2 separate regions of the Homo sapiens genome follow, and region 1 is linked to region 2. A link is a contact called in ENCODE Hi-C data. All regions are on one chromosome and are shown on one strand. Each heading gives the region's core, a stretch centred on a gene start or an enhancer-like site at or near the end of the contact. The rest is flanking DNA. Distances are from core to core; before and after follow the strand shown. Region 1 has its middle 19 kb from the start of EDNRA. Region 2 has its middle 18 kb from the start of MIR548G.

Evidence for each region. A loop is a pair of places that touch in the nucleus more often than their neighbours do. Pooled maps may share reads with other maps.
Region 1: a map of lower leg skin shows a loop between it and region 2 (5-fold over the local background). The contact joins two enhancer-like sites. A Hi-C loop is called at or near these places in 2 of 168 maps with a recorded cell type or tissue (chondrocyte and lower leg skin) and 4 of 50 pooled maps.

The regions. Positions count from the first base shown.
Region 1 is chr4:147,459,579-147,464,804 of GRCh38, reverse strand. No RefSeq gene overlaps it. Among named protein-coding and RNA genes, the nearest start is that of EDNRA, 19 kb to the left of the region's middle. RefSeq lists an enhancer at 3,121-4,320. Within about 2 kb of position 3,489, at least 2 of the 41 ENCODE cell types and tissues checked have a DNase peak (open chromatin) inside an H3K27ac peak, as active enhancers do.
Region 2 is chr4:147,360,085-147,365,040 of GRCh38, reverse strand. No RefSeq gene overlaps it. Among named protein-coding and RNA genes, the nearest start is that of MIR548G, 18 kb to the right of the region's middle. Within about 2 kb of position 1,965, at least 14 of the 41 ENCODE cell types and tissues checked have a DNase peak (open chromatin) inside an H3K27ac peak, as active enhancers do.

The DNA.
Region 1 (5,226 bases), core at 2,240-4,739, 98 kb before region 2:
GTGCAAAAGGGGTTTATGTGGGAAGGAGAGCAATTCAATTTTGAAGCCGTTTGAAAACATTCCAGTGGAGATGGCTGATATCTGATGGCATATGGCACTGTAGGCCTAGGTGAAGACTTCAGGTTTGAAATATGAGAGTGTAGTAATTAGTAACTGCAGCCAGGAGTTGGATGCATTTGATTTAGGGACAGAATCTGAAAAAGAAAAGGTCAAAGAGACCAGGACAAATCTCATAGAAGGCATGCAGTTAGGATAAGCAATGACTAGAAGCTTATCAAAAAGAGATGGAAACGTCAGAGAAAGAGTCAGGGAAGGGTAATGTCTGCAACACTAATAAAGAGGAGAGGCTCAGGAATGAATGGGTGGCCGGGAGAGGGCAAAGGTCACGAAGAGTGAGGACAGGCCATGGAGGGGCGATGAAGGGTATTGTTCTAAGGGTGTCAAGCCTCGCCTTTAGGCAAATTCTTCTTTCTGACACACATTGAAAACAACTTAGTAATTAGAAACAGTGCAAAAAACATGCAGAAACATTGCTTATCAGTGAGAATAACTCTTTCTGCTAAATTTTTTTTTAACTTATTTTATTGTGTAATAAGTGGACAATTTACAGTTGTATAAATTTATGGGATACAAGGTGATATTATCATTTATGAATGCAATGTGAAAGAATTAAATCAAGCTAGTTAGTGTATCTATCACCTCAAGTACTTAACATTTTTATGATGAGAACATTTGAAATGTAGTCTTAGCAATTTTGAAATATAAAATACTCTATTATTAACTATAGTCACCATGCTGTTCAATAGAACTCAAAAAATCTCCATATTCCTCCTCTTTAACTGAGACTTCGTATGCATTGACTGTCATCATTCCATTCCCCCCTAAGGCCCTAGCCTTTGTAACCACCATTCTACTCTCTGCTTCGATTGTTTTAGATTCCACATATAAGTAACAATGTTAGGTAGTTGTCTTTCTGTGCCTGGCTTATTTTACTTAGCATAATGTTCTCATTCCATCCATTTTGTTGCAAATGATAAAATTTCTTTTTTTTTTTTTTTTTGAGACAGAATCTTGCTCTGTCACCCAGGCTGGAGTGCAGTGGCACAATCTCGGCTCATTACAACCTCTGCCTCCCAGATTCAAGTGATTCTCCTGCCTCAGCCTCCCAAGTGGCTGGGATTACAGGTGCCCACCACGATGCCCGGCTAATTTTTGTAATTTTTAGTAGAGATGGGGTTTTACCATGTTGGCCAGGCTGGTCTTGAACTCCTGACCTCAAGTGATCTGCCTGCCTCCGCCTCCCAAAGTGCTGGGATTACAGATGTAAGCCACTGTGCCTGGCTATTTTCTTTGTAAGAGCTGAATAATATTTCTTTATGTTTATATACCACATATTCTTTATTTATGCGTTGATGGACACTGCAGTTTGTTGCATTTCTTGGCTGTTATGAATAGTGCTGCAATAAACATGGGAATGCAGACATCTCTCTGACCAACGGATTTCAAGTCTTTGGGTAAATACTCAGAAGTTGGGATTGCTGGGTCATACGGTAATTCTATTTTTAGTTTTTCTATTTGTGGAAGAAAAATCAACACCATCTATTGTTAGCATGTGCTACATTAGACTTTTTCAAGACTTCTTGGTAACTTCTGGAAAAGAAATTTTCTTAGGAAGCAATTCTAATTATATTTTTATATGGCGGTGAAAAAGAAAGCAGTAAAGTTGTGAGATAAAGCTTGAAGCAGTGCTTTTTTTCTAATTTCTAATTTATATTTTTAAAATTTGAAGATGTTTTTCATTACCTTAGCTGAATTCTGAGTTTAAAAAGCAATAATAGCCGGGCCTGGTGGCTCACGCCTGTAATTCCAGGCATGAGAGACCTTTGAGAGGCCAAGGTGGGAGAATCTCTTGAGCCCAGGAGTTGGAGACTAGCCTGGGAAACATAAGGAGACCCTATCTCTATAAAAAGTTTAAAAAATTAGCTGGGTATGGTGGCATGTACCTGTGGTCCCAGCTACTTGGGAGGGAGGATTGTTTAAGCTTAGGAGTTTGGGGCTGTAGTGAGCCATGATTGCACTACTGCACTCAAGCCTGGGTAACAGAGCAAGACCCTGTCTCAAAAAATAAAAATATTTTTAAAAATTTTAGAAAGGCTATAATTGAGACTTTCAGCTCTTAATGTAATTTTCAGTAATGTAAGTTTAAATAATGTCTAATGAAGAGTGTGTTCTGTAGCAAAGACTTACAATTTTTTTCATCATTGTCAACCAAGGCTTTAAGACTACAGTTCTGAAATAGATGGGTTTTGTGCTGTAGAGAATTTTGAATCAAGATTTCAGAATTGTGTTCTTATTGTACCATCTCCAGCAACTCAGCCATCTTCCATGGATATCCAGTGTTCTTCTCAGGCATTCTTTTTGTCCTTCAGTTGGAAGACTGAGAGGTAGCCTTGCCTAAAGGATGATGGATAGATTAGATGGTATCCCAAGGACCTTTGTCTACAGCTTTCTGACTGAATATATTCGGGAGGGCGTCTGTATTAGTATGCAAGGGCTGCTGTAACAAAATACCAGACTGGGTGGCTTGAACAACAGAAATTGATTGTCTCACAGTTCTGAAGGCTGGAAGTCTGAGACCAAGGTGTCCCCAAGTTTGGTTTCTTCTGAGGCCTTTCTCTGTGCCTTGCAGATGGTTGTCTTCTTCCTGTGTCCTCACATGGTCTTTTCTCTGTGAGCATGCATGTCTATCCTGTGAGTGTCTGCGTCCTAACCTCCTCTTCTTTGAAGGACACCAGTCATATTGGATAGGGCCCACTTATAGCCTCATTTTACCTCAGTTACCTCTTTAAAGGCCCTATTTCCAAATATGGTCACATTCTGAGGTCCTGGGGGTTAGGAATACAATATATAAATTTTGGGGGACATAATTCAGCCCTTAATAACATCTACACTTGCTTTCTATGGCTTGAAATGACATTTTGCAGACATTTTTGTACACACCGCTCTGCTCTGGGCTCCGTAGCTTTGTTCCAACTTGCTGCCTCATGAATTGCCCTTTGGGCTTGAAAGAATTAAAAAATGTTCACAGTTTGCTTTATATGCTTCATAAAGGTATATATTTCTGTGGAAGTACTGTAAAAATTATAGACATCATGACATTCACCCCTAAGTAGTTCATTATATATCTCTAAAATATAACAACATTTTCCTACTTAATTTATTTGTGATTCTATTCAATGTTTATTTCTTCTCAAACTGAATTCAATTTTGATATTTTCTGGAAGCATTTATTTTTTGCTCTTTCTTAATCAAATGTGCATAATATCTTCTAGGTTGGTGTTTTATCAACATTTTATAATTCCTAAAGCATTCTGCAGTTAAATCACATTAGGAAATGCTGATATGGGTGAGTCTTGAGGATGTGGTTATGCGTTACTACTCATCATTTTAGTGATGCTATGTTGATGTTAGTCACTCCAGGTAAGGTTTACTCATGCTACAGTTTGTAATTTCTGTCTGCATGAGACTTAAAAAAATCATGCCTTGAAGATACTAAAAAAGTATCATGTCTTGAAAATACTAAAGTTTTAGATGTTGTTTTAAACCAAATTATTGAAGATACTGAAGTTTTAGACATGGTTTTAAACAAAATTCTAAACTCTTTTATGTGAAGCCCTAACCTGCTTTATTTATTGGAGATGTTCTCTTTTTTTTTTTTTAGTTCTGGTTGTGGTAGTGTTTCTCAAGAATATTTATTTTCTTTATCCTTAATACCTCATAGGAATTAACTTGAAAGTTCATATGAGAGACTCTATTCCCATTCCCTCTTTCTATCTTTATTCAAAGCCAGTTCCAGAATTCATAGAGCCGCTATGATATTAGCTTCTTAGTCCATTTGGGTTGCTCTCACGAAGTACCATAAACTGGGTAACTTGTAAAAACAGAAATTTATTTTTCATAGTTTTAGAGGCTGGGAAGTTCATGATGAAGGCACTGGCAGATTTGGTGTCTGGTGAGGTGTTTGGTTCCTGGTTCACAGATGCTGCCTTCTCTCTGGGTCCTCACATGGCGGAAGGGACAGCCAAGCTCCCTCAGGCCTCTTTTATAAGGGTGCTAATCCCATTCGTGAGCAGTCCACTCTCATGACCTAATCACCTCCCAAAAGGCGCCCCCCACCCTCCGACTCCTAATACCATCACCTTGGGGTGAGAATTTCAACATATGAATTCTGGGGAGACACCAACATTCAGACTGTAATGGCTTGTATCTACACCCCCATTCCAGAACCCTGCAAGGATATTCACTTTCTTCCACCCTGAACTACATTAAACTAAAACTTCTGGTGGTATCATCTCTCCATCAGCATTGCAAATTGAAATTCTACTTGATTGTATTTATTATTTAATATAGGTAAGTCTCACCCTTGAGCCTGCATGCTCTTTGAGTTGAGTCAGAAAAATATATTTGATAGCTTTCATGCAAGTTTCACCCTCTCTTCCCTCCAAGCCTTCACATATTCCACTAGCTCTGACCAGAATACCCTCCCAATTCCTTTTCAGAAACACTCTCATTGTTATATCACAACCTGAGTCACCTCACTAGTGGGCTATCTTCAGATTTGGCTGGTTGAGTCCACTTACACTCATCTCTCTAGGGGTTAGACTATATCCATTCTCTCTCTTCTAGATTACTTAAATGATTGTCAAATTATGTTCTTTTTTATTTTCCTTATTTGGATTTTATAATGGAAACACATATTATAGGTATAATCTTTGGTCCCACAAATTTTAAAAGCCATGTATAGCATGCTGGCCACCTTAGGATAGAATATTCCGCAGTATGAACTGAATTTTTTTATAGTAGTTTGCATCTAGTTCACTTAATTTTTTCAAAATGCAATTATAGCCAACATTTTTAGTTTCATACTATTCCTGTGAGAAAGGTAGAAGAGGTATAGGCATATCCCATTTCCTTACCAGTTTCTCTGAAAAGTGCATCATAAAGTGAAACATTGTAAGGAGATCCTACTTTCCTGAAGGGTCAATGTTAATTTGAGAGCTATGTACTTTAGGAAAAGCTCCCACTTACCTTAGAGCTATTCTAAAACAACATAGTGGGTGCCCAATGACAAACCTGGCAAAATGCTTTCACATATTTCTTCTCATTGACAGTGTTCTTTAAAATAAAGGACCAACCCAAAGAGTGTTACCTTTATCCTCTCCAGCA
Region 2 (4,956 bases), core at 716-3,215:
TCAGCTCACTGCAACCTCTGCCTCCTGGGCTCAAGCAATTCCCCTGCCTCAGCCTCTCGAGTAGCTGGGATTACAGGTGTGTGCCACCATGCCACGTTGGCCAGGCTGGTCTTGAACTGCTGACCTCAAGTGATCCACCTACCTCAGCCTCCCAAAAGGCTGGGATTACAGGTGTGAGCCACCACGCCTGGGCCCCATATCTTACTATTTCTATTCCTCAATATCTTTCCCTCCAGTTTTAGACATTATCTATTGACTTCCCACATTGGAAGATGATGATTTCAGCTCTTTTCCTCCTCTTTCTGCACAACACACACACACGCACACACACACATACACACATACACTCACACACACACACACTCATCCCAAATACCTCACAATCCTTCTTCCTATTCCCCTGACCTCTTGTAACTTTGGTTAGACCAGTAGACAGGTTTATGTTATTATTACCTCTGTACCTTATTCACAGATGAACCATGCACATGTATATATTTTTTTCCTTCCCCACATAACTTTCTGTATTCCCTGGGGTTGTCTTATTTTAAATTTGCTTATTTATAATTGTACTTTTCACTGTTTGAGCCTGAAGACCTTCATCACTTTAGCAAATTTTTTTGAGCCCTTGAATATCTGAAAATAGCTGTATTTTGCTTTGACACTTGAATAATGGTGTGGCTGTTTATAGAAACTTAGATTGAAAATAATTTCCCTTCAGAATTTTGAAGGCATTACTCTATTAATTTCTAGTTTTCTGTTGTTTTTTGTATCTTTAGAAGTTATTTCACTTTCTGGTTCCTCTGCATACGATTTTCCCCCCTCTCTCTGGAACTGTGTTTGTTTTTCCCTTTACCCCTAGTGTTCTGAAATTTCTCAGTGATGTGCCTGGGTGTGACTCTGTTTCCATCCATCTTGACGTTCTGACCAATGTTCTTCAGTTCTAGGAAATTCTCTTAAATTTTTTAATTGATGATTTCCTCCCTCAATGTTTTTTGTCCTCTTTTTCATGAAACTTGCTTGTTCAGATATTATATTCTCGGTACTGGTCCTTCAAGTTTCTTTTCTTTTCTCTTGTATTTTTCATTTTTTTCTACTTTCATAGATTTCCACAATTTTCTTTGCCAATCTTTCGATTGAGTTTTCAATTTCTAACCAGGTCAGAAAACAGGTTCTTCAACTTATCTGGGAAAGAAGTTCAGAATCTTTTCTAACAGGAAGTGGACTAGTGGCTTCCTGAAGGAAATGTTTGAACCACAGTGTCCAGCTTTGAGGTGGGCACATAGCAGGTTCATGATAAAACACAAAGAGGGCACTGGCCACAAGAGCAGGGCAAAGGCAAAGTAAATATAATGAAACTAAAAGCAAAAGCATGTCTAGGAATAAGATTACCTAGAAGATAAATCTACCTGAGATACGCAACTGATTTCTTCTGGTTAATGTTTATATGGCATCCAGATCCTGAGGGTTGGTGGGGTGTGGGTCAACCCAAAAAGGGGATCAATGGCCCTGACTTTAAATAGAAGAGGCTGGCGGATCCTTAGGATGTTAAATTCTCTTACACAGACATGCCACTTCAGAATCAGGCATTGTGGATTAAAGGTCTGCACTGAAGCCCCTCCAGTTTCAGAGGCATTGGTGGATAAACCTTGACTTGAACATCTCTATTTTCCAAGTTGTTTTGAGTTTTTTTTTCACTTATTTCTGATAAAATACACTGGCACGCTGAAATCATAAAGTCTGTCTGCCAATAAAATGTCACAGGTCTGTAGACTCCAAGGAAGTAGCTAGGTAAATATTTACATACACAATTGAATTTTCTAAGTGTCCTGTGTCCCTGATCTTTGTGGATGCTGCAACTACTTGCTAACAGATAATTTAGTATGTTGCAGAGACGTGAAAACAGGCAGATGCTTAGTTCCTAAGAGGGAGCCTCGCTGCTGGGCTTCCTGCCAGTTATGTGCCTGATGGGTCATGTCTCAACCTCTGGATTTCAGTCCCATGTCTAGCTTTTATTTTTTCCCCCTGCTTTCTGAAAGCCTTAGGGATTTGGACTGCTTCCATTCCCTGGTTCTTTTCCTCCTACGACTGACTACTGAGTAAAATGCTGTCTTCCCATCTCCCTCTTTGCTTGCTGTCACCAAAAATGAGCACTTAGGCTCTTTTTATTTAAGGATTTTGTGGATGATCTCTTCTTGTCTTGGGAATCAGCCTGTCCAGCCAATTTGTGAAAAACTCAGTGGCTTACTTCTGGTTAGAAGATTAATAAGCGCATGTGGATTCATGTTTGCTAAGTGAACGAAAGTGTTTATAAAATTGACAATTGTTACATGATTCCTAAAGGTTTTTCCCAGAGGCTTCCTAGCAGTCATTTGTTACACCTTTTCTTAAAACCTCCTTGGCTTGAGCCCCTGAAAATCTGATTGTTACCCTGGTCCATGTCTTCCTGTCCTCTTGGGTTTGCTAGGAACACTTTCTCTAAAGCAGTGTTTTTCAAACTTGAGCCTGCAAAAGAATCACCTGGTGAGCTGGTAGAACCACAGATTCTTGGGCCCTACTCCAGAGATCCAGATTTAGAGGGTCTGAGATGATATCGATACAGTTGGGCCAAGGACCACACTTTGAATAGCACTAGGCTAGACCATGAAGAAGAGTGGCTGTCATGTTGGATAGACCTGGGCTCCTTCACCAAATGTTCTTTCTGAGCTATGGTTTGGGCCCAGTCTTCCCAAAGTCCACATGGTTTCAGTGGAGTCTGTTTGTGGTACAACTCTTCTCTCCAACAGTATAGCCAGACCTCCAATTCCCTTAGCCAAGAGGAAGGAAGGCAACTATTCCTTATGGAAGATATAATCTATGCAGGTGATGGGCTATGTACATTTATGTATTTACTTCATTGAATGGTCCAAACAACCTAATGGTATGGCTGATGTAATTTCATAGAGAAGTTCAGTAACTTAACCCAGTATCATCAAGCTGTTATTCATCAGGGAACCTAGGCTTTGTACTTATCACTGAAAAGTGCAGCTCTCCTGCCCCAGAGAGCACTTGCCTGATGTCAAACCTTTCTAAAAGGCTCACTTTCAGTTCTGGGAAACACTCCCAATGACAGCAATAGCTGATATGCCCGAAACCTAAGGAACAACTGAACTTTTCCTTATTCAGACAAAGAGCTCTGCTTTCCTCCCAGAGTCTCTATGACTCACAGTTGCCCTCTGCCCTCATGAAAGTGCTCTGTAGAATTGCAGATCAGCAATGTTGGAAATAGCTCATAACAAAAAGTAATTAGACAGTTTCTGCCAATGGAAGGATGTCATTTTCTAATAGGCCTAAAGAGAAATTAGGTCAGATCTCCAGAAAATCAGGAGAATGGTTTAATGAAATGTAACGTACTGTATTTCTTCCTTGCAATTCTTTAAAAAAATTTCCTTTATAGTAGATGACCCTTTAAGGGCAAATGTATATTTATATATCAAATATAAATGCATACAACTAGGATTCTTATTTTAATATAAGAGAATAATACACAAGTGTAAGAGATTATGGTAACTGTTTAAGGCTGGCATGGGTCATGATTGATTTTGGGCTTGTCCTTATCCTAATACAGTAAGCTTTAGGTTCTCATTTTCCAGGCGCTGAGTGTGGAGGTGTTGGGATTTCTATTACCCTGCTTCCTTAGCTGCCAGCAGGGCTGTGCTACTTTTGATTCAGGAAGGCATGTAATATTCTTTACAATATTCTCTGTTTCAACCATTGCAGGGAGCCTGAATAAAGATGCTATTTGATCCTCTTATTCTTCCTCATCCCTTCCAAATCCATTTTTTCCCACCTCCCCAGTGTCTTTGAATCATGTATAAGTTTCAGAAGATTCACATCATCATAAATTATTGGCACATCCTGAAGTAAAATAGGGCCCTGTTTCCACAGTCTGATGACCTGGGTCCTTCTATTCCTAGTTTTGCCATATATTTAGCTATGGGAACTTGGGAAAGTCACTTCTATTCACTGGCTCCTACTTTTATTTTCTATAAGATTAGGGTGTTTCATTAAATTTTTTAAGATTTAAAGTTCCATGAAATTAGAATTGCTATAAAGAAATTTAATCTTCATTTTGAATAAACCATCCATTCAAACTGTGACAACTTCCAGCTAAATGCCTGAAAGAATTTTTCTTAGACTGTCAGCAGCTCATGGACTCTTTAAACCTAACTTAAAAACAAACAACAAAAAAAACCTTTTATGTAATTAACTGAAGCCTTCTGGCCTGTCCCTTAATTGTTAAGTGTTTGGGCAGGATAATGGAATGATGGACAAATTGATTCTTATATTTTTCACTTACGAAACATTGCTTTTCACTCAGTGAAAACTTTGCCATTTGCCAGCGGTGAGAAAAAGATATCAGTGCTTTCAAGCAATTTCTTCAAATCAGAATTTAAAGTATCAGAGAGTCAGACCACAGTACAACTCAGTGACTCAGCAGTGCCTTTCAAAACTGCTTCCTACAGAGATTCTGCAGATGAAGGCAAATAGAGCTCTGAATGTGGGGTGGAGAAAATTGGGAAAAGCTGAAGAACCCAAGAAAACCACATGTCTGACTTCTATCTTTCCATGACATCATATAAGCTCTTAGGTCTTTTTCTTTTTCTAAGCCATTCCAAACTTGGACATTAAATAAACAATCACTATATGAAGCGGTGCTTCCAGGGCCTACATGAATATCACGGGAAGCTGGGGACATCCCTGATGCTGGGGTACCAGATAGTACTGCTATGAACTCCCTGCCTTCTGTTCCATCTCCCTATAACATCTATCCTGATCAGGGGCAGTGTGACTCAGCCCAAATGGAAAACCGTATACTATGTAGGTCAGTGTAATGCCCAAGAAGCTTTTGGGTATTCCCTTGTGTAGGTCTCCATATGTTTCCCAGCATCTCATTTAAATACAAGTGGCTGTCACAAG